Linked DNA regions of Homo sapiens: region 2 is linked to region 1. A link is an interaction called in ENCODE POLR2A ChIA-PET data of the cell type or tissue named here. Cell type or tissue: B cell. All regions are shown on one strand. Each heading gives the region's core, and the rest is flanking DNA. Links, peaks and the distances in the headings are about the cores only.

Region 1 (10,909 bases), core at 2,760-7,759:
CTGGACCTACAGCTGTTTTAAATGTCGCCTCCTTGGTGACACCGTTCACAACCTACCAAGGTCCCTCTATTGTATTCCCAAAGCACTCTGTGACTTTGTCAATCCCTTCCACTAGACTCGACTCTGAGCTCTTCAAGAGCAGATGCCAGGCTGGGCACAGTGGCTCACACCTGTAATCCCAGCCCTTTGGGAGGCCGAGGTGGGTGGATCACTTGAGGTCAGGAGTTTGAGACGAGCCTGGCCAACATGGTGAAACTCCGTCTCTACTAAAAATACAAAAATTAGCTGGGCGTGGTGTGTGCGCCTGTATTCCCAGTTACTCAGGAGGCTGAGGCAGGAGAATTGCTTGAGCCTAGGAGGTGGAGGTTGCAGTGAGCTGAGATCGTGCCTCTGCACTCCAGCCTGGGCGACAGAGCAAGGCTCCATCTCAAAACAAAACAAAACAAAGCAGCTGAGGTATTAGTGGTGTTACATCTATCCCCCTGGCCCGGGGCAGTGTCTGGCATACACACACCAACTGGATTCATTCCTTACACATCCTAGTATCAGATATATGCCAGGGCTGGCACATATGGGAGACAGAGGCAGGTGGATCACTCGAGGCCAGGAGTTTGAGATCAGCCTGGGCAACATGGTGAAACACCATCTCTACTAAAAAAAAAAAAAAAAAAAAAATTACACACACACACTACAGATATATGCCAGGCACAATGCTAGTACTAGGGACACAACTCTGAACAAGATGACATGGTTCCTGTCCTTACAACTTACAATCTAGCAAGGAAGGCATGCAATTAATGGAGTAACTATAATAAATGTAAGAAATCATAATGCCAGCAAAAGTATAGACAGGGCTACACAGCAGAGAAATACCTAACCTAGATGAGAAATCAGAGAAGGACTCTCAGAAGTGATGTTTAAGCAGAAGCTCAAAGGATGAACAGGAGGCCAGGCTCGGCGGCCTCCCAAAGTAATCCCAGCACTTTGGGAGGCCAAGGTGGGAGGATCACTTGAGGCCAGGAGTTCAAGACCAGCCTGGCCAACATGATGAAACCTTGTCTCTACCAAAAACTAGAAAAATTAGCCAGGCACGGTGGCCCACGCCTGTAATCCCAGCACTTTGGGAGGCTAAGGTGGGAGGATCACTTGAGGCCAGGAGTTTAAGACCAGCCTAGGCAACATAGACTGTGCTCTATAAAAAAAAAAAAAAAAATACAGTTTTGGAGTAGTGGCACATGCCTGCAAGTCCTAGCTACTCAGGAAGCTGAGGTGATAGGATTATTTAAGCCCAGGAGTTTGGGGCCTGCAGTGAGCTATGATCACGCCACTACACTTCCAGCCTAAGCAACAGAGCAAGATCTCATCTCTAGGCCAGGTGCAGTGGGTCATGCCTGTAATCCCAGCACTTTGGGAGGGCGAGGCGGGCAGATCACTTGAGATCAGGAGTTCGAGACCAGCCTGGCCAATGTGGTGAAACCTCATCTCTACCAAAAATTATAAAAATTAGCGTGTAATCGGGAGGCTGAGGTGGGAGAATTGCTTGAACTTGGGAGTCGAAGGCTGCAGTAAGCTGAGATCACGCCACTTCACTCCAGCCTGGGTGACAGAGTGAGACCCTGTCTCAAAAAAAAAGAAAAGAAAAAAAAAGGCTGAATAGGGGTTTATCAAGCAAAAGGAAAGCCACACCCAGTTGAGTGAATAGCAGGTGGTGGCTGAGGTGGGAGGATCGCTTGAGCCTGGGAGTTCAAGGCTGCAATGAACTATGATCATGCCACTGAATTCCAGCCTGGGCAACAGAGCGAAGCTCTGTCTCAAAAAAAAAAAAAAAAAAGTGGGGGGTGGAGGTGATGGGAGAACAAAGAATGTCTGTGAAACTGCAAAAGCAGGAGCAAGAATGAGGAAGAGGCTGGGAAATTCAGTGGGGTTCGGCCGTGGAAGTGTGTCCTTTGTTCCCGACGTAGCTGCCACGTAGCAACTGCTTTGGGTGCTGTTTCAAACTAAAAAGCCCAATTCCACCTCTGATCATTGCTATACCTTTGAGATGGTATTTCTGGAGGAACCAGGGGAATCAGGTGAGAGGCAGGCTCTGTATTTATTTATACAACTATGCTCAGATCTCGCTAAGAAGAGCCTCATGTTCTATCTCTATCCTCCTGAGATGGAGATCAAAGATGGTGCTCAGACCCCATGGAAGAGGACTCAAGAGTGTGCAGGAGAAATCCAGCTCTTTCTGTAGGGGAAAAACCCTGGCTGCCAGGCACCAACGCTACTGTTAAATAAAGGGCAGATTCCCCATAACCTGACAGGCTCCTGCATCCCTCGGGAGAAGAAAAGAACAAAGTCCAGCAAGCCACCCTCCAGCTCAAGCCAACCACCTACCTTTTCAGATGCAGCCTCCAGAGATTTCAGATTGTTAGTAACATTCTTGAGTTCTTCTTCCAGGTCACCACATTTTCTGCACAAAGACAAAGGATTTTTGTGTCTTATCTTCCCTTACAGCCGGCAATAATAGCAATCGCCCCAACAATAAATTTTCCAAAGGAGAAACCTACACAGCTCCCCCGGTGGGGGGCAGAAGGAATGTGGGGAGAAAATGTTAATGGATTTTTCTGCAGTGTGATACTATGGGCTTATCAAAGGCTTATCATACCAGGCAGAGGCGAGGTGCGCCCGAAGAGTATTTGGAGGGCTTGGAAAACACTCCTGGTCTTTTGCCAAGGGTAAGGCTGCAAGGACTTGTGAAATCTATGATTGATGAGGCCGACTCCGGAAGGTGTAAGAATGGGACTGAGGGCAGAAGGCGGGCAGAGAGCAATGGGAGTTTGCAGGGGACACTCCGGGAAGGAAGCCCGGAGTGGATTTGTGAAACCAGATCTCTCTCAGCACTCCCGGATGCTCTGTGGGGCTGAATTCCTCACCCGGGGCCAAGAGGACAGGTGTTTTGTTTTTCGGTGCTTGCTTGTGGGATTCTGGTTAAGCTTCTCACCTTCCCGCCAGGAATGTGTCACGGCCAAACACTGACAGGAGCAAAAGCATTTACATACTGACCGGGGGAGCCTGCCTTCTGGAGCAGGTCAGTGTTCTGTTAAGATGGCACAGCCCCCTGAGATATCCTCTCTGGGAAAATGGGACTTCTGGGCTTCCCTGCTGCCTCCTGTCTCACTCCTATTTCCTCATATCTTTGCAGAAAGGGTCAACACGTGGGCAGTGCTTCCCATGGCAGTAAGAACAAGTCACCACCTCTTTGTCACAGAAGCCAAGAGAAAAGATGAGCCATGAGCCCCTGACGCCCGTCCACTTGAGCAGAGACCCCGGTCAGAGCCAATTCCCAACACAGCCAGCTCCTTCCCACTCCGCCCCAGGAATCGAGCCAGCCTCGCTCAGTCCTGTTCTGCCACTCACAGTTCAGACACCTCCGCACGCTCCTCTGCCCTCTCCAGCTCACCCTCCAGGATGACCAGCTTACGAGCTACCTGCAGAGACAGAAAGGCCCAGCTGAGCCCGATCCCCACCAGCCGTGTCCTCTCCCATCCACTGCAGACAGCCCCCAATGATGCCCCACCCAGACCCCTAGACCAGCTGCAACATGGGTTTTTCTGGTGTTTCTTTTTTTTGCAGGGGGACGGAGTCTCCCTCTGTTGCCCAGGCTGGAGTGCAGTGGCACAGTCTCGGCTCACTGCAACCTCCACCTCCTGGGTTCAAGCGATTCTCCTGCCTCAGCCTTCCAAGTAGCTGGGACTACAGGCGCGTGCCACCACGCCCAGCTAATTTTTGTATTTTCAGTCGAGATGGGGTTTCACCGTAGTGGCCAGGCTGGTCTCGAATTCCTGACCTCCTGATCCACCTACCTCGGCCTCCCAGAGTGCTGGGATTATAGGCATGAGCCACCACACCTGGCCTCTTTTTTATTTTTTTATTCTTTTGAGACAGAGTCTCGCTCCATCACCCAGGCTGAAATGCAGTGGCTCAACCTTGACTCACTGCAACCTCTGCCTCCTGGGTTCAAGTGAATCTCCTGTCTCAGCCTTCCAAATAGCTGGGCTTACAGGCATGCACGACCATGCCCGGCTAATTTTTGTATTTTTTGTAGAGACAGGGTTTCACCACGTTGGCCAGGCTGGTCATGAACTCCTGACCTCAGGTGATCTGCCTGCCTTGGCCTCCCAAAGTGCTGGGATTACCGGCGTGAGCCACCATGCCCAGCCCTTTTATGTTTTTGACAGAGGGTCTTGCTCTGTCTCCAAGGCTGGAGTGCAGTGGCGTGGTCAGAGCTCACTGCAGCCTTGACTTCCCAGGTTCAAGCGATCCTCCTGCCTCAGCCTCCCAAGTAGCTGGGACTACAGGTGCATGCCACCACACCCAGCTAATTATTATTATTATTATTTTTAGAAATGGGGTCTCACTATGTTGCCCAGGCTGGTCTCAAACTCCTGGCCTCAGGTGATCCTCCCGCCTCGGTCGAAGTGCTGGGGTTACAGGTACGAGCCACCGCGCCTGGCCTTTTGCTGGCGCTTCAACTGAAAGAGCCATCCTGGGGCCTGGAGGAAATCCTGATTCTCTTCCTCAAGCCTGAGGAGCGAGGCAGACAAGAGGCGGGAGGGAAGAGCCGAGCCATCGAGGGAGGCAAAGGAGGGCCTGAGCTTGCATGGTCTGAAACTCCATGGCTTGGGACCACAATCCTCCATTTTTGCCCAACTGTGCCAAAACTCCCAGCTAACGACACAAGTGAGCTGATCATTCGGTTTTCCCATTACGTTAGACAAGCGTCCGCAGCACTTTCTGGCATCGTGGGAGATAGTTTCCTAGCCAAGTGGTTGTCTCTGGACAAACATATGTTCACGCAGGAGGACAGCTGACCTAACCGAGAGCTTCCTTTCGTTGGCCCCGGTGTCCTCCCTATCTCAGCAGATGCATTTCCTCCCACTTCCTGCTGCTGCGCCATCTGCCAGCCCCACTCACCTCCTCGTATTTGCGGTCAGCCTCTTCCGCAATGTGCTTGGCCTCTTTGAGCTGCATCTCCTGAATCTCCATCTTCTCCTCATCCTTCATGGCCCGGTTTTCTATCACCTTCATTCCTCTGCAAGGAGCAATCTCATCAGGACGGCCGTTCACTCACACCCCTCCACCCACCTCTCATCTATCTTTTCTTTCAGATGGAGTCTCGCTCTGTCATCCAGGCTGGAGTGCAGTGGCACGATCTCAGCTCACTGCAACCTCCACCTCCCGGGTTCAAGCGATTCTCCTGCCTCAGCCTCCTGAGTAGCTGGAATTACAGGCACCCGTCACCATGTCTGGCTAATTGCGTGAGACACCACCCCTAGTCCCATCTCTCATCTAAATGAGTCTCTGAATCTACTGAGCACTGTAACACACTGCAAAGATGGAACTCTGTGCACACATTTCCTTCATCTTGGTTTTTTTTTTTTTTTTTGAGATGGAGTCTCGCTCTGTCACCCAGGCTGGAGTGCAGTAGTGTGATCTCAGCTCACTGCAGCCTCCATCTCCTGGGTTCAAGCAATTCTCCTGTCTCAGCCTCCAGCATAGCCGGGACTATAGGCATGCACCACCGTGACCGGCTAACTTTTATATTTTTAGTAGAGAGGGGGTTTCGCCATGTTGGCCAGGCTGGTCTGGAACTCCTGACCTCAAGTGATCTGCCCGCCTTGACCTCCCAGAGTGCTGGGATTACAGGTGTGAGCCACCGCGCCCAGCCTCCCTTCATCTTTACTACCAGGCACTTTTCTAAGTGCCTTCACTTTCACAACTGCCCTATGGAGCAGGTAAATTATCCACATTTTACAAATGAAGAAACTAAGGCATAGAGAGAGGGTAAGTAACTTAAGGTTACAGAGCTGGTAAGTGGTAGAGCTGAGGCTCAGCCCTTGGCAGTCTGACTCCAGAGTCTGTGCCCCCTTTCTTTTTCTTTTATTTTGAGAGATGGTGTCTCACTCTGTTGCCCAGGTTGGAGTGCAGTGGTGCCCTGAGAGCTCACGGCAGCCTTGTCCTCTCAGGCTCAAGCAATCCTGTTGCCTCGGCCTCCTGAGTAGCTGGGACTATAGGTGTGCACCACTGCACCCAGCTAAACTAAAAAAAAATTTTTTGTGGAGGTGGGGGTTTTGCAATGTTGCTGAGGTAGGAGGATCGCTTGAGCCCAGGAGTTCAAGGCTGCGGTGAGTCGTGATTGCACCACTGCTCTCCAGCCTGGGTGACAGAGCAAGACGTTGTGTATTTATTTATTTTTTTTCTTGAGACAGGTTCTCACTCTGTTGCCCAGGCTGGAGTGTAGTGGTGTAATCATAGCTCACTGCAACCTTGCCTTCCTGGGATCAGGTGATTCTCCCACCTCAGTCCCTTGAGTGGCTGGGACTACCAGCATGCACTACCATGCCTGGCTAATTTTTAATATTTTTTTGTAGAGATGGGGTCTCACTATGTTGCGCAGGCTGGTCTCAAACTCCTGGGCTCAAGCGATCCGCCCGCCTCCCAAAGGGCTGGGATTACAGGTGTGAGCCACCGCACCCTGCCAAGACCTTGTGTATTTAAAACAAGAAAAGAAAAGAAAAGAAGAGGCCAGCCTGGGATAATGTGTCATTGATATGTATCATTCCCACCCAGCACAGAGACCATATGCTTCTTGCTGTCCAATAAATATGTTCACGTGGGGTGTCACCCGTTCTCAGCTAAGTCTCAAAACACCCTCCCCCACCTGTACGAGGTCTCACCCTCAGCATGTGAGCAAGCTCTCTGGGTTATTTATTGCCCCAAAACCCCTTGTAGTACCCAAGAGATCAAAGTGACTTGCCTAAGGCTCCATAGAAAGTGCCAGTGGTAGAAGCTGACTCTAGATCCCCAAGCTTCAAGTATATAATTCTTTCTACTGAGACACAGCAGTCTTTAACAGGGGTGTCACCAAAGGCCTCTGGGGACATGGTGCAAACAAGAGACTGGCCTTCGCAGCCTCCCTTGGTTTGCCAATATGGGAGCCCTCAACGTCAGCATCCAGCCAGGCTGGTCTGACTGTGAACAGCAGCTAACCCAGGCCACAGGCACAGCCAGGAACTCTCGTGACTGGGTCCTTCCACTGCCCCGTGGCTGCCGGAGCTGCCACTCTCTCCCTTGATTCAGTGGCTGAAGCAGAGTCTGCAGTAGCGTCTGTTCCCTCTGCCCTGGCTGTTCCACTACTTGGGAAGAAATTTCCAGCTTGGGTGACATGCAATCTCCAAGATTCCTTAGCTGGTTTCTAATCTCTGGTTAGTGGTCACAGCAGCACAACCAGAAATGCATCTTAAATTAGCTAGGCGTGCCAGCACTTTGGGAGGCCAAGGCAGGTGGATTACAAGGTCAGGAGCTTGAGAACATCGTGGCTAACACGGTGAAACCCTGTCTCTACTAAAAATACAAAAAAATTAGCCGGGTGTGGTGGCGGGTGCCTGTAGTCCCAGCTACTTGGGAGGCTGAGGCAGGAGAATGTCGTGAACCCAGGAGGTGAAGCTTGTAGTGAGCTGAGATCACGCCAGTGCACTCCAGCCTGGGCGACAGAGCGAGACTCTGTCTCAAAAAAAAATTAGCTGGGCATGATGGCATGCGCCTGTAGTCCCAGCTTTACTCTGGAACTCTGGAGGCCGTGGCGGGAGGATCGCTTGAGCCCAGGAGGTCGAGGCTGCAGTGAGCTGTGATCGCACCACTACATTCCAGCCTGGGTGATAGAGTAAGACCCTGTCTCAAAAAAAAAAAAAAAAAAAGAAATGAATCTTTGGGAGGTGTTTATACTGCAAAAGCATGGTGGCTGGCTCAAGTGAGAACTCCGGTGTGAATGAGGGGCAGACGCGATGATCACTGGTCGGGCCCACACCATTGCCACACAAGGAACTCCTTTTCCACCACACACAGACTGCTGCTTCTGTGAATTACACAATCTACCCTCAGTCTTCCAGAGAGCCTGTGCCAAGGCGTGCCAGAGAATGATCTGGCTACCGAGGAGAAGGCACCCTACTGGTGGCTGGGTTGCAGCACAGATACCATGGGCGGGTGAGGAACGTGGTCAGTTTCTTTTTGAGACAGAGTCTCACTCTGTTGCCCAGGCTGGAGTGCAGTGGTGCGATCTTGGCTCACTGCACCCTCTGCCTCCTGGGTTCAAGCTGGGGGATCTTGCCTTAGCCTCCTGAGTAGGTGGGATTACAGGTGCCCGCCACCACGCCCAGCTAATTTGTGTATTTTTAATAGAGACGGGGTTTCACCATGTTGGCCAGTCTGGTCTCAAACACCTGACCTCAGTTGATCCACCCGCCTCGTCATCGCAAAGTGCTGGGATTATAGGCGTGAGCCACGGCACCTGGTGCATGGTCAGTTGCAAGTACATTAACCATGCTGGTTTGCAACTGTCCCTGAAATAGCTGTCACCGTCCAAAAGCCTAAAGCCTGACAGCTCTGCTAACAATCACCTGTGCATCCCAAGTTTCCTTTCCTCCTCTCCACAGTACTCTGCTTTTTTTTTTTTTTTTTTTTTTTTGAGACAGAATCTCATCTGTCACTGAGGCTGGAGTGCAGTGGCACAATCTTGCCTCACTGCAGCTTCAAACTCTTGGGGTCAAGTGATCCTCCCACCTCAGCCTCTTGAGTAGCCAGGAGTACAGGCGTGCACCACCACACCCGGCTAATTTTTGTATTTTTTGTAGAGACAGGGTCTCACCACATTGCCCCAGTTGGTCTTGAACTCCTGAGCTCAGGCGATTTGCCCGCCTCTGCCTCCCAAAGTGCTGGGAGCACAGGCAGGAATCACTGCATCCGGCCTACCTGAAATTTGGTGTCTAGAGAACACTAAGAGGCACTGTGGCTTTCAGAGAAAATACGAGAAGCAGTGCTTTGCAAACTGACCACCATGGACAGTCATACTTGCAGTCTCACATCTGCCCGTTCTGTTTGCCTTTCTGTCTGTCGGAAGTTTCTTTTCATGGTTACCGTAAGGATAAACACCCCTCACTTTATTTTGAGATGGAGTTTTGCTCTTGTTGCCCAGGCTGGAGTGCAATGGCACGATCTCGGCTCACTGCAGCCTCTGCCTCCTGGGTTCAAGAGATTCTCTTGCCTCAGCCTCCTGAGTAGCTGGGATTACAGGTGCCCGCCACCATGGCAGGCTAATTTTTTTGTACTTTTAGGAAAGACGGGGTTTCACCATGTTGGCCAGGCTGGTCTCAAACTCCCAACCTCAGGTGATCCGTCCGCCTTGGCCTCCCAAAGTGCTGGGATTACAGGCATGAGCCACCGTGCCTGGCCACGGATAAACATCTCTACCCATGGAGTGATGGTTTACAAAGTGCTGTCATGCACTTTTTTGTGGACACATGCATGTCCTTGTGACCTTGTTTACTTTCACACCAGCTCTGCGAGGTCGGCAGCATGATCCCCATTTTCTAAAAGCAAACACGGATGCCACCAGATTCAAAGCGTCCTTACCTCTCACTCTCATCTGCAGCTTTTTCTGCCTCCTCCAGCTTCTGCAGGGCCGTGGCCAGTCGTTCCTGAGCCCTGTCCAACTCCTCCTCAACGAGCTGGATGCGTCGGTTGAGGGCGGCCACATCACCTTCAGCCTGGGGAGGTCGGAGGTGCAGCCATGTTAAGAAGTATCAGGCCAGCCACCAGTGGGAGCCTCCCCCATGTCCTGCCCTCTGTTAACCTGATCTTCCCCGTCAAAGCCCACCCAGGAGTCCAGGCCATAGGGAATTTACACTCATACCAAAATTTCAGTATGATCTTCCCGGAAAATGTCTGGGAAAAACATCTACCACTCCATAGCAAAAGATGAGCATCGCCAAGCGTGGTGGCTCATGCCTGTAATCCCAGCACTTTGGGAGGCTGAGGTGGGTGTATCACAAGGTCAAGAGATCGAGACCATCCTGGCCAACGTGGTGAAACCCTGTCTCTACTAAAAATAGAAAAATTAGCTGAGTGTGGTGGCACGTGCCTGTAGTTCCACATGCTCAGGAGGCTGAGGCAGAAGAATCACTTGAACCCGGGAGGCGGAGGTTGCCGTGAGCTGAGATCGTGCCACTGCACTCCAGCCTGGTGACAGAGCAAGACTCCGTCTCAAAAAAAAAAAAAAAAAGCGAGTGTCCCAGTACAAGATGGGTAGTTGAGTCAACATAGGAGTCAAACATACCATGTGCTTTGAGATGAATGTCAGTGCTGGTCTCTCCAGCAACACAATAGACCCAACGTTAGGCTAAGATCTAAGATAGGCTCTTCTCTGAAAAAGGCACACAGTGTTACCACGTAGAGAGTTCTAGGGCTCACTGTGAGATTCTTAGAAAGCAAGGCCATCAGTGACCCGGCTCATTGTGTCCTGTGAGTTCCGCTCCCATTCACCTGAATGGCAAGATAAATGCAAGACTATGGAGCCCTCAGTTAAATGTTGGCCATGCAATTACCAAGGTGGGACGAGGCGGGGGAGCCTCGTTGGAATTCCATCCTTCAATCCGCCTGGCTGAGAGATGGCAGGACAAAAAGATATGGAAAGGGAAAGAAAACTTGGTTGCAGGCATGGAAGACATACCCCAATAGTGTTATTGGCTTTTCAAGGTGTTTTTACCTACAAGAAAGGAAGTACAATGGGAAGCATTAAACCAGGAACTCCAGGGCCAAAAAGTGCTGGGCTGGAATCCCCGCTTTGTCATTTTCTTTTTAATTTTTTTTTTGAGATGGAGTCTTGCGCCGTCACCAAGGCTGGAGTGCAATGGCATGATCTCGGCTTGCTGCAACTTCTACCTCCCGGGTTCAAGCAATTCTGCCTCAGCCTCCTGAGTAGCTGGGATTACAGACGGACACCACCACGCCTTGCTATTTTTTTGTATTTTTAGTAGAGACAGGGTTTCGTCTTGTTGGTCAGGCTGGTCTCAAACTCCTGGCCTCACGT
Region 2 (10,909 bases), core at 121-5,120, 53 kb before region 1:
ACCTAACTGACGTGAAGGAAGGGGCATTTGAGGGTGAGAAGGAATCATCTTGATTTGGGGAGTGCGTAGTGCAGAAAGAGTATATTTTTTTGTAGAGATGGGGTCTTGCTATATTGCCCAGGCTGGGGGAGGGAAGAGCAGGCACAAAGGCCTTGAAACTGAATTGAGCCTGGACAGGCTGGGGTCTCATGGCACGCATAGGTCCACACCAGGACTTCCTCCATTATAAAATATTTTAAAATATTTTTATTAATTGACTAACCTATTTTAGAGACAGAGTTTCACTCTGTCACTCAGGCTGGAGTGCAGTGGTATGATCATAGCTCACTGCAGTCTTGAACTGCTGGACTCAAGTGATCCTCCTGCCTCAGGCTCCCAAGTAGCTGGGACTACAGGCACACACCACCACACCTGACTAATTAAAAAAATATTTTTTTTGGAGATGGGATCTTGCTGTGTTGCCCAGGCTGGTCTCAAACTCCTGGGGCTCAAGCGATCCGCCCACCTTGGTTCAAGTGACTCTCCTGCCTCAGCCTCCTGAGTAGCTGGGATTAGAGGTGCCCACCAACACGCCTGGCTAATGTTTGTATTTTTAGTAGAGACAAGGTTTCACTATGTTGGCCAGGCTGGTCTCAAACTCCTGACCTCAGGTGATCCACCCGCCTCAGCCTCCCAAAGTGCTGGGATTACAGGTGTGGGCCGCCGTGCCAGCTTAAAATTCTATTTTACAACTGTGTTGGCATTAAGACCGATGTGGTCCAGGCTGGATTCCTTATTGTATATTTATTATTAGGATGTTCAGTTTTTTTTCTTCTGATTTTAAATAAGCTGAAGCCCTTTGGGAAGTCCCACACAGCACTTGGGTCCTGGGTGCAGGCCCTGTGTGCCTAACAGATTGGCCAGCTCTGGCCGTGTGCTCGTACCCCAGGCAGACAAACAAAACTACTTCCTCCTCTCCTTTCAGGCAGAAAGGGCCCAGATCCTACTGGGGGCCTCCCCAAGGGCCTATTGCCCTGGCCCAGCTGGGCTAGATAACCCCAGGCTCACCCTGGGTGCCTCTCTCACCCCCCTGCTCCTCCTCGGCAACAGCAGCACCTCGTCTGCCCTCTGTGGTCAACAAGGTCTAAGCAGGAGACACGTGGAGCCCTGCTTCTCACTCACCTGCTGTGTGTCCTAAGGTGAGTTGCTCAGCCTCTCTGAGCCTCAGTTCTGCATCTGTGCAATGGGCATAATAGCCCTCCTTAATCATGTGAAGATGCTAGGAGAGGCAACTCTCCAGCACAGCACATGGAGATGAGTTGGGAGTGAGAGAATCAGGACTCTTTGTTGTGACTTAATTCAAGCAAGGCCTTTGTGTTTGCCTGGGGGAGACTCTGGCTTGGGCCTCAGACCTCATGGGCTGAGCTGCCTTGGGCAACTCACTTCACCTCTCTGTGGCTAATCTCTTTTTCTTCTTCTTTTTTTTTTGAGTAGGGTCCCCTCACTCTGTTGCCCAGGCTGGAGTGCAGTGGTGCAGTCTCAGCTCACCACAGCCTCTACTTCCTGGGCTCAAGTGATCCTCCCATCTCAGCCTCCTGAGTAGCTGGGACTACAGGAGCACCACCACCACGCCTGGCTAATTTTTGGATTTTTGAAGAGATGGGGTTTTGTCATGTTGCCAGGTTGGTCTCGTTCAAGTGATCCTCCCGCCTCAGCCTCCCAAAGTGTTAGGATTACAGGTGTCAGCTGCTGCATCTGGCCTTTTTATTTTTGAGATGATGTCTTGTTCTATCGCCCCGGCTGGAGTACAGTGGTGCGATCTTGGCTCACTGCAACCTCCACCTCCCGGGTTCAAGCGATTCTCCTGCCTCAGTCTCCCCAGTAGCTGAGATTATAAGTGTGCACCACCACTCCTGGCTAATTTTTATATTTTTAGTAGAGACAGGGTTTCACCATGTTGGCCAGGTTGGTCTTGAACTCCTGACCTCAAGTGGTCTGCCCACCTTGGCCTCCCAAAGTGCTGGGATTATAGGCCTGAAGTATTTATTTATTTATTTTTATTTTTTATTTTTTTGAGACAGGATCTTGTTCTGTTGCCCAGGCTGGAGTGCAGTGGTGCAAGTACAACTCACTGCAGCCTCAAACTCCTGGCCTCAAGCGATCTACCTGCCTGGACTTCCCAAAGTGCTGGCATTACAGGCATGAGCCACCGGGCCTGGCCTTCACTTCACTTCACTTCTCTGATCCTCCTGGGAAAGTCTGACCATCGGGGCTCTTATTTGCATGGGGTTTAGAGTTTCCAGGAACATGGGGGTACGCTGGCCCAGCTCTAGCACAGTCCCCTAAGACCTCACCACAAACGGCCCAACCTCGCTTCCCCTGACCTGCTTGGGTGATGTGGTCTCCCACAAACTAACGTCTTCCTTTCAGATGTCGCAACAGAATCACCCCCACACCCCTCAGTGTCCGCAGGCCTCGGCCCGCAAACGGACATGCGTCCCCCAGAGGAAGGAAGGGTGTGGAGGGGAAAACGAAGGTGCCCTGATGGGGAGATAACGGGGCTAGAATTCCAAGGCCCCCTCTCTCTGATACCAGGTTCTCCAGGGAGACAGATCTGGGCTTCTCAGCAGAGGCCGCAGCTGGTAAGTGGGCCATTCACAGATTCACGTGGGGTGGCTCTTGGGGGAGGTGGCCACAATGCCATCTTAGTGCTGGGAAAATGCTGGGCCCATACATGTCAGGGAGTGGGGAAGCCCTTAGGCTCTGCCAACACTGGGTTTGATGCGATTCTTTTTAGAGACAAGGTCTCACTCTGTTGCCCAGGCTGAAGTGCACTGTGCCATCATAGCTCCCTGCAACCTCAAACTCCCGGGCTCAAGTGATCCTCCCGCCTCAGCCTCCCAAGTAGCTGCAATCACAAGCTCACACCACCATGCCCGGTTAATTTTTCAATTTTTATTTTGTAGACAGGGTCTTGCTGTGTTGCCCAGGATGGTCTAGAACGCCTGAGCTCAAGCAATCCTCACACCCCAGCCTCCCAGTGTTGGGATTATAGGCATGAGCCACTGTGCCCAACCCTGGACTTGATGTAATTTTATGATTTTAGCTTCCTACAATGCCTTCATTCTATTCATTCATTGATTTCACAAACACTGGCTGAGCCCCAGCTCTGGATGGGCACCATGCTAGATGCTGCAGATGAAGCAGAAGGCAAGATCGGGCCGGGTGCTGTGGCTTATGCCTGTAATCCCAGCTCTTCGGGAGGCCGAGGTGGGCAGATCACCTGAGGTCAGGAGTTCAAGACCAGCCTGGCCAACATGGGGAAACCCTGTCTATACTAAAAACACAAAAATTAGTTGGGCGTAGTGGCTCATGCCTGTAATCCCAGATACTCAGGAGGCTGAGGCAGAAGAATTGCTTGAACTGGGAGATGGAGGTTGCAGTGAGCTGAGATCATGCCACTGCACTCCAGCCTGGGTCACAGAGTGAGACTGTGTCTCAAAAAAAAAAGGCAAGATTGGCATGGTCCCCACCCTTCTAGGGCCCACAGTCTATGAGGAGACAGATGCTGAATGAGTTCACATGCAGGACAGTCAGGCAGAAAAGAAAATAGCAAGGGCAGGCTGGGTGCGGTGGCTCAAACCTGTAATCCCAGCACTTTGGGAGACTGAGGCAGGCAGATCATGAAGTCAAGGGATCGAGACCAGCCTGGCCAACATGGTGAAACCCTGTCTCTACCAAAAATACAAAAATTAGCTGGGCATGGTGGCGCACGCCTGTAGTCCCAGCTACTCGGGAGGCTGAGGCAGAAGAATCGCTTGAACCCGGGAGGCGGAGGGTGCAGTGAGCTGAGATCTTGCCACTGCACTCCAGCCTGGGCAACAGAGCGAGACTCCATCTCAAACAAACAAACAAAATCAGCACGGGCAAAGGCCCTGTGGTAGGAAAGAACTTGGTATGTCTGAGGCACAGATGATGACAGCTAAGGTGTCCAAACGGTGGAAACAACCCAAATGTCCATGAATGAATGAATGGGTAAACAAAACGTGGTTCCATCATCCACACCATGAAATATGATTCAGCCACAGAAAGGAAGGAAGCACTGCTCCATGCTACAATGTGGATGAGCCCCAAAAACATGATGCTGAGAGAAGCCAGACACAAAGGCCACCTAGTGCATGATTCCATTGATATGAAATGTCCAGAACTGGCTGGACACGGTGGCTCACACCTGTAATTCTAGCACTTTGGGAGGCCAAGGTGGGTGGATCACCTGAGGTCAAGAGTTTGAGACTAGCCTGGCCAACATGGTGAAACTCCATCTCTACTAAAAATACAAAAATTAGCCAGGCGTGGTGGCGGGACCTGTAATCCCAGCTACTCGGGAGGCTGAGGCATGAGAATTGCTTGAACCCAGGAGGCAGAAGTTGCAGTGAGCCAAGATTGCACCACTGCACTTTTCTTGGGGAACAAGATGAACAATGGTGGTCATAGTAATAACAGGGTGGGTGTGGTGGCTCACACCTGTAATCCCAACACTTTGGGAGGCTGAGGTGGGAGGATCACTTGAGGCCAGTTCAAGACCAGCCTGGGCAGTGAGACACCATCTCTACAAAAAAGTAAAACAATTAGTTGGGTGTGGTGGTATGCACCTGTAGTACCAGCTACTTGGGAGGCTAAGGCAGGAGGATCACTTGAGCCTGGGAGGTTGAGGCTGCAGTGAGCCATGATCCCACCACTGCACTCCAGCCTGGGCAACAGAGCAAGACCCTGCTTCTTTTTTTCTTTTTTTTTTTTTTTGAGACGGAGTCTCGCTCTGTTGCCCAGGCTGGAGTGCAGTGGCATGATCTAGGTTCATTGCAACCTCCGCCTCCCTGGTTCAAGTGATTTCTGGCTAATTTTTGTATTTTTAGTAGAGACGGGGTTTCACCATATTGGCCAGGCTGGTCTCGAACTCCTGACCTCAAGTGATCCACCCACGTCGGCCTCCCAAAGTGCTGGGATTATAGGTGTGAGCTACCGCGCCCGGCCGGATGACCCTGCTTTAAAATAATGATAATGATGATGATGACAGTGATGAGGACAGTGATGATGCTGATATCAGCCTATTCTGTCTCTGTGCTCATTATGTATGTACCTGTGCCTCCTCTGGGATCCATCATCTCCCTGGCTCTTCATAGCCATCCTATGAGGTGGAAACTATGATCCCCCCTATTTTGCAAGAGAGGAAACTAAGTTCAGTTGTTGAGGGCATGTGTCCAAGGCTGTGCCATTGAAACGGCCTCATCTGGGGTAGATACCCGAGATTTGTCATCTCATGGCCATGGAGAACAAGGACGTGGACACACAAGAGTGAGGTTAAGAGAAGCTTAATAGGCAAAAGAAAGAGAAGAGTTCCCTCCTGCAGAGAGAGGTCCTGAAAAAATGCATTGACAGATGCACAGTGAAATGCAGGGGATTTTATAGATGCCTGGTGAGGAGGCAGTGTTTGATTTACATAAGGCGTGAAAGATTGGTTGGACTAGGTGTTATATTTGCATAGGGTGTGAAAAACTGGTTAGGACTAGGTGTGCCATTTGCATCGGGTGTGAATTTCTGGCCACCCCTAATCTTTTATCATGCAAGCGGGTCCTCTGCCTGAGCTGTGCCATGTTGCCCATCCCTTTACTGTACACGTGGTAATAAAAACAGGGAAGATGGAGTCTCCACGTTGGTCTTGCCTGGCACCCAGGCAACTGTTTTCTATTGACGCAGCTGCTGGCATTTCCCCGTGCAAGCTTCTAGCTCGCTTATCTATGTCTGCAGCTCGATTTCTCAGACTGCTTTTTGTTAGAAAAAATAATTTCTTGGGCTGCTTTTTGTTAGAAAAGAAATTCCGCCAAGGACTCTGGTGCCCTCACTATCTGCCTAAATAATTTCTTTCTAGCTCCTCTATCACCGTGGGTCTTGAGTGGTGCTGGGATTCGGGCCCAGGCAGCTCCCTCTTATCCGTGACCCATTAAGGGCTCAGAAGAAAGCCAGGCACAGGATGGGTTCCCAGTCAGGATCTGCTATTCATTGCCATTGGCTGTCACTGTCTCCGAATTTTGCAGTTTTGGACAGAAACTGCAAAGTTTCGTGGAAAGAAAGCAAGTTTCCCAAAGTGGCCATTTATCAGGCATCCGTGGCAGGGGGTGACTTTTGAGTTTTAGTATCAGGATTCAGGGTCCTCCTGAGTGCGTGCTCGGAGGCTCAAGGATAGAGATGACAGAGATTTTGATGGGAGCTAAGCCAGGGACCACCAGGGCAGGCCTCTAGCATGGTCAGGTGGGAAGGGAGTTTGTGGCTGGGGGTTCCCAAACCCACTGAGTTTGCAATGCCTGGGGAGCTGCCCCCTAGGCTGCAGAGGCTGCAGGATCAACCCTGGAAGCTGGTTTCTTTGAGGGAAGAGGATGTCTCCTCCCTTGTGCTCACCCTAGAGGCCATTTGCGTGTCCTTCATTAATTCAATGGGTTCAGGCCACACACAAGCACACTACAGAAGTCCCTGTCCTCATGGAGGTTTTGGGCTGAGTGGGGACAGGGTTGGCAATGAAAACAGGTAACTTCTCATAAATGCTATGAAGATGAGCTAGGAAGAGAGAAGGGCATGACTGGGAGAGGCCTCTGCAGAGGTAGCCCTGGATAACCATGATGTGATGGACAGTGGGCTTTGCACATTTCAGGAGACTACAAGACTAGGGTGTGGCAAGTGCAAAGGCCCTGGGGCCTTCTCAGTGATGAGTGTGGAGTGAAGGAGTAAGGAAGGAGAGGATTGGAGTGGAGTGAGCCAGGAAGGGCAGCCAGAGAAAGAGGAAGGAGTAGGCAGGGCTATGGCTGCAGCGTGTAGAGGCTTGTGCCCCACGGTGAGGGGCGTAAGTTGTATCCCTAAGCCCAAGGAAGACCTGGGGAGGTTTTTTGTTTTTTTTTTGAGAAAGGGTCTTGCTCTGTCACCCAGGCTGGAATGTAGTGGTGTGGTCACAGCTCACTGCAGCCTCCAACTCCTGGGCTCAAGTGATCCTCCCTCCTCAGCCTCCTGAGTAGCTGGGACTACAGGTGCATGCCACCATACTATTTTTTATTTTTTTGAGACGGAGTCTTGCTCTGTCACCCAGGCTAGAGTGCAGTGGCGCAATCTCGGCTTACTGCAACCTCTGCCTCCCAGGTTCAAGCGATTCTCCTGCCTCAGCCTCCTGAGTAGTTGGGACTACAGGCGCGTGCAACCATGCCTAATTTTTGTATTTTTAGTAAAGATGGGGTTTTGCCATATTGGCCAGGCTGGTCTTGAACTCTGAACTCCTGACCTCAGGTGAACCACCCACCTCGGCCTCCCAAAGTGCTGGGATGAGGCATGCGCCACTGCACCCGGCCAATTTTTGTACTTTTTTTTTTTTTTTTTTAGAGATGGGGTCTCACTATGTTGTCCAGGATGGTCTTTAACTTGAACTGGCCTCAAGCTATTCCCCTGCCTCTGCCTCTCAAGGCACTGGGATTATAGGCATAAGCCACACACCCCAGCCCCTGGGGAGAGCTTTAAGCAAGGAGGTGACACTGATTTCAGTTTCGTAAGGACACTCTGAAAATAGTTTGAAACACAGAGGTGAGGACCTGAAACCCATGAGGAAGTGGTCACAGAGGTCCAGGTGGTCGTGGCTACAACTCGGGAGGGGTCAGCTGTGGGCACGATGGGGAAGGCAGGGATGGAGTCCAGGGTCAGGGCTGTGTTATGCTTACGGTGCCGATGAGACATTCAAATTGGAATAGAGAGTGGCAGGTGAAACCGACCTGGGTCTGGCCTGGATTTGCAGCTTGAAAGCCACTGGCCTATCTAAAAGCATAGTGTGTGCAGAAAAGAATGAATAGATCTGAGGCTGCTTCCTGAGAAAGGCCTGCTGGCAAGGTGGGCCTGCAGTTGGTAAAGTTCCCTACGGATATTAAAACTTCCCTACATGCGTGGCTCATACACTTTCTGTACAAGTGATGCGGTTTATGCTAAACCCCTGCTTTCTTTGTAGGAGTCTGGAATCCTGATAAGTGCCAGGTAGAGGGTTCCTATGTGACTGGCTCCATAAACACCTGGGTACAGAACTGCCAACTAGCTTTCACAAAAGACACATTACACACCTGTTGTTACAACTCATTGTTGGGGGAGTTAAGCATGGGGTGTGTGACCCCACTGTGAGAGGATTCTGGATGCTTCTGTCTGGTTGCCTCTGGACTTCACTCTGCATGCCTTTTCCCTTTGCTGATTTTGCTGTGATCTTGGCTGTGAGTACAGCTCTCTGCCAAGTCCTAGGGAATGACTGGACCTGGGTGTGGTCTTGGGAAGGACCCTGGATAGAGTGGAAGGAATGCCCTGGAAAGCCAGCCAGGAGAGGGCCCCTAGAAGGACCTGCCAGGGAGGCAGGAGGGACACAGTGGCCGAGCTGTGTGCCAGAAGCCAGGTGACGCAGGCTCACCATGTTGGCCAGGCTGGTCTCGAACACCTGAGCTCAAGTGATCAGCCCGCCTTGGCCTCCCAGAGTGCTGGGATTACAGGTGTGAGCCACTGCACCAAGCCAGGAGGCTTCTTTTCCCAATTTAGTCTTTTGATGATGGGTGGCATCTCCTCTGAGGTGGCCGCTCGATGGGGTAATCCATGGGCTCTACCATCTTGTCCAGACCCACCCCCAGCACCTGGCCATGTCCGTGTGGCCTACAGGGAAAATGTGGACATAAAAATCCTTGGACTTTAAGATGAGCTTTAATTTGTTTGTTTTCCTTAAGTGCATTTATCGATGTAAACAGAGCATGTTAGAGATTCCCGGGGAGAGCAGACTATTGCTGATATGTTGGTTTTAATTCAAAAGAAACGATGATGCCAATGGTTTGGATTGACAGCAGCTTAAGGAGGAAAAAAAAAAAAAGAAAGAAAAAAAGAAAAGGCTGGTGACACCCCCCTGGCGTGGTTGACCTGGTCCCAGTCGCAGTCCCTATGGGACAGCAGAGCTGTCAAAACAGAACCCAATGATGACGGCTGAAAATCAAGCCAGACTGCTGTGCGGTCAGCTTGCCGCCGTGGAATGCCTTGTGTCTTGGCCATGTCCAGCCAAGGGTACAACGTGCTTGTTCCCGATCACCCAGGTTTGCCATTGGAAGTCAAAGACAGAATCGCTTCATGGCACTACAGATGTGGAAAAATAAAAATCTCAGCTAGAAAGAACGTCCGATTTGGAGATAGCGGGAGGACACGAAGGAGTGGGGGCCATTTTGGTGCTGAGAGGAGGGTGCCCCAACTTCAGGAGGACCATGTGACGGCTGTGGTTGTTTTCGGGGTCACTTGCAGCACACACAGCGTCCCCTTGATGCTCGATGGGGACCGCAGACGGGCCTGCAGACCTAACCCCTGGCTGTGGACAGGAGAGGCTGCTCCAGGCTTCTTTCCTTCTCAATGCTTTACACAGGATTTCCTTCATTTGTGCTTTCCTTTGGTTTAACAGTTAAAAAAGAAGAGTGAGGGGGCAAAATGGTTTGTCACTTGTCCAAAACTGAGAGAAGAGGTGGAAGTGGGCGCCAAATCTCCTGGGTGATGCTTCCTGGTCCTGGCGATCGGTTGCCTTGCTCAGGGTTTGGGAGCTGTTGCTCCTGGAACCACCGCTGGCCTTCTGGGACCTCGCTTCCGTGGTAGGGGACGTGAACCAGCCTCCTGGTGGAGCTTTGTGTTGCAGTGAGGCCACAAAGCAAAGGCCCAGAGGCAGAGGCCTGACACTGGCTGTGGTCGACGGTCACACCTTGACTCCCTCTCTCTCTCTGAATATACAACGTGTGGGTGGGCCCGTTCAGCAGATGTTACAGGAAAAATAGCAAATTTTTAACTTATTCCATCTCCAAAGTTGAAAAAGATCAGACAGTTACTAAAATAAACGATTTCTCAATTGCATTCTGGTGGCCGTGGGCCCGGTGGCCGCGGCGTGGGCGGGGCGTTGGAGGTGGGAGGGCCCCGGCTGAGTGAGGGGCTCACTCAGAACAGGCACAGTCAGCTGGGCTGAGCGAGGCTCAGAGTAAGGCGGTGTTCCTCACAGAAGAACACATCGGAAAAAGCTGCTCCTCTTCTGCTGGTCCGGTGTGATTTTGACTCCCTGGTTGCTCCCCTGGGGGCTGTTGCCTTCCTGAAATCACAAGAGGTTTTCTGAGGTTATCACTGAGAATCAGCACTACGTCTCACAATCAACCAGCCATCCACCTAACCATCCACCTAACCATCCATCCAACCATCCAACCAACCAACCAACCAACCAACCAAACAACCAAACCAATCAAACCAGCCAAACCAACCAACTAACCAACGAGCCATCCAACCATCCATCCATCATCTGCCAGGTCATCCATCCATTACCATTCCAGCCATCCAACCAACCAATCAGCCATCAAACCATCCATCCATCATCTGCCAGTCCGTCCAGCTGTCCCCTTCCAACCATCCAACCAACCAACCAACCAACCAACCAACCAACCAACCAACCAACCATCCATCTATACCCTTTCAACCATCCATCCATCCACTCACCCATTCCCTTCCATCCGTCTATCCACCTGCTTCCAACCAACAAACCAATCAACCAACCATCCATCCCTTCCAACCAAGAACCATCCACTCATCCATCCCTTTCCAACCATCCATCTTCTTCCAACCATCCATCCCCTTCCAACCAACCAACCAACCATCCATCCCCTTCTAACCACCTCATCCAACCAACCATCCATCCATCCCTTTCCAACCATCCATCCACCCATCCATCTCCTTCCCCCCATCCACCCTCTTCCAACTAACCATCTCCTTCTAACCACCCCTTCTGACCAATCAACCATCCATCCATCCCCTTCCAAGCAACCACCTCCTTCCAACCAACCATTCATCCATCCCCTTCCAACCA

Evidence for each region. ChIA-PET counts read pairs that join two places held together with the same protein. Peaks named below come from ENCODE experiments on the same cell type or tissue, not always from the same donor. Only the 100,000 strongest peaks of a DNase experiment are listed, where the experiment ranks them.
Region 2: POLR2A ChIA-PET joins it to region 1 with 7 read pairs; 15 of 35 experiments call an interaction of 5 or more read pairs at or near these places.

Annotation. Positions count from the first base shown.
Region 1 is chr19:16,080,591-16,091,499 of GRCh38, reverse strand. TPM4 (tropomyosin 4) reads right to left here. Exons shown (of 8, transcript NM_003290.3): 2 at 9,454-9,587; 3 at 4,960-5,077; 4 at 3,403-3,473; 5 at 2,380-2,455. Among named protein-coding and RNA genes, the nearest start is that of TPM4, 9.6 kb to the right of the region's middle. RefSeq lists enhancers at 4,963-5,012, 10,292-10,909. In B cell, for the core only: a CTCF peak has its summit at 4,990; a DNase peak (open chromatin) is centred at 4,929; H3K4me3 peaks cover 430 bases; H3K27ac peaks cover 1,026 bases.
Region 2 is chr19:16,131,447-16,142,355 of GRCh38, reverse strand. HSH2D-AS1 (HSH2D and RAB8A antisense RNA 1) reads left to right here and starts at 2,441. Exons shown (of 2, transcript NR_199156.1): 1 at 2,441-2,621. It overlaps RAB8A (RAB8A, member RAS oncogene family), which reads right to left. Exons shown (of 8, transcript NM_005370.5): 8 at 8,122-10,144. The coding sequence ends at 10,052. It also overlaps a transcript of HSH2D not described here. RefSeq lists an enhancer at 801-870. In B cell, for the core only: a CTCF peak has its summit at 1,176; DNase peaks (open chromatin) are centred at 1,015 and 2,425; H3K4me3 peaks cover 402 bases; H3K27ac peaks cover 2,170 bases.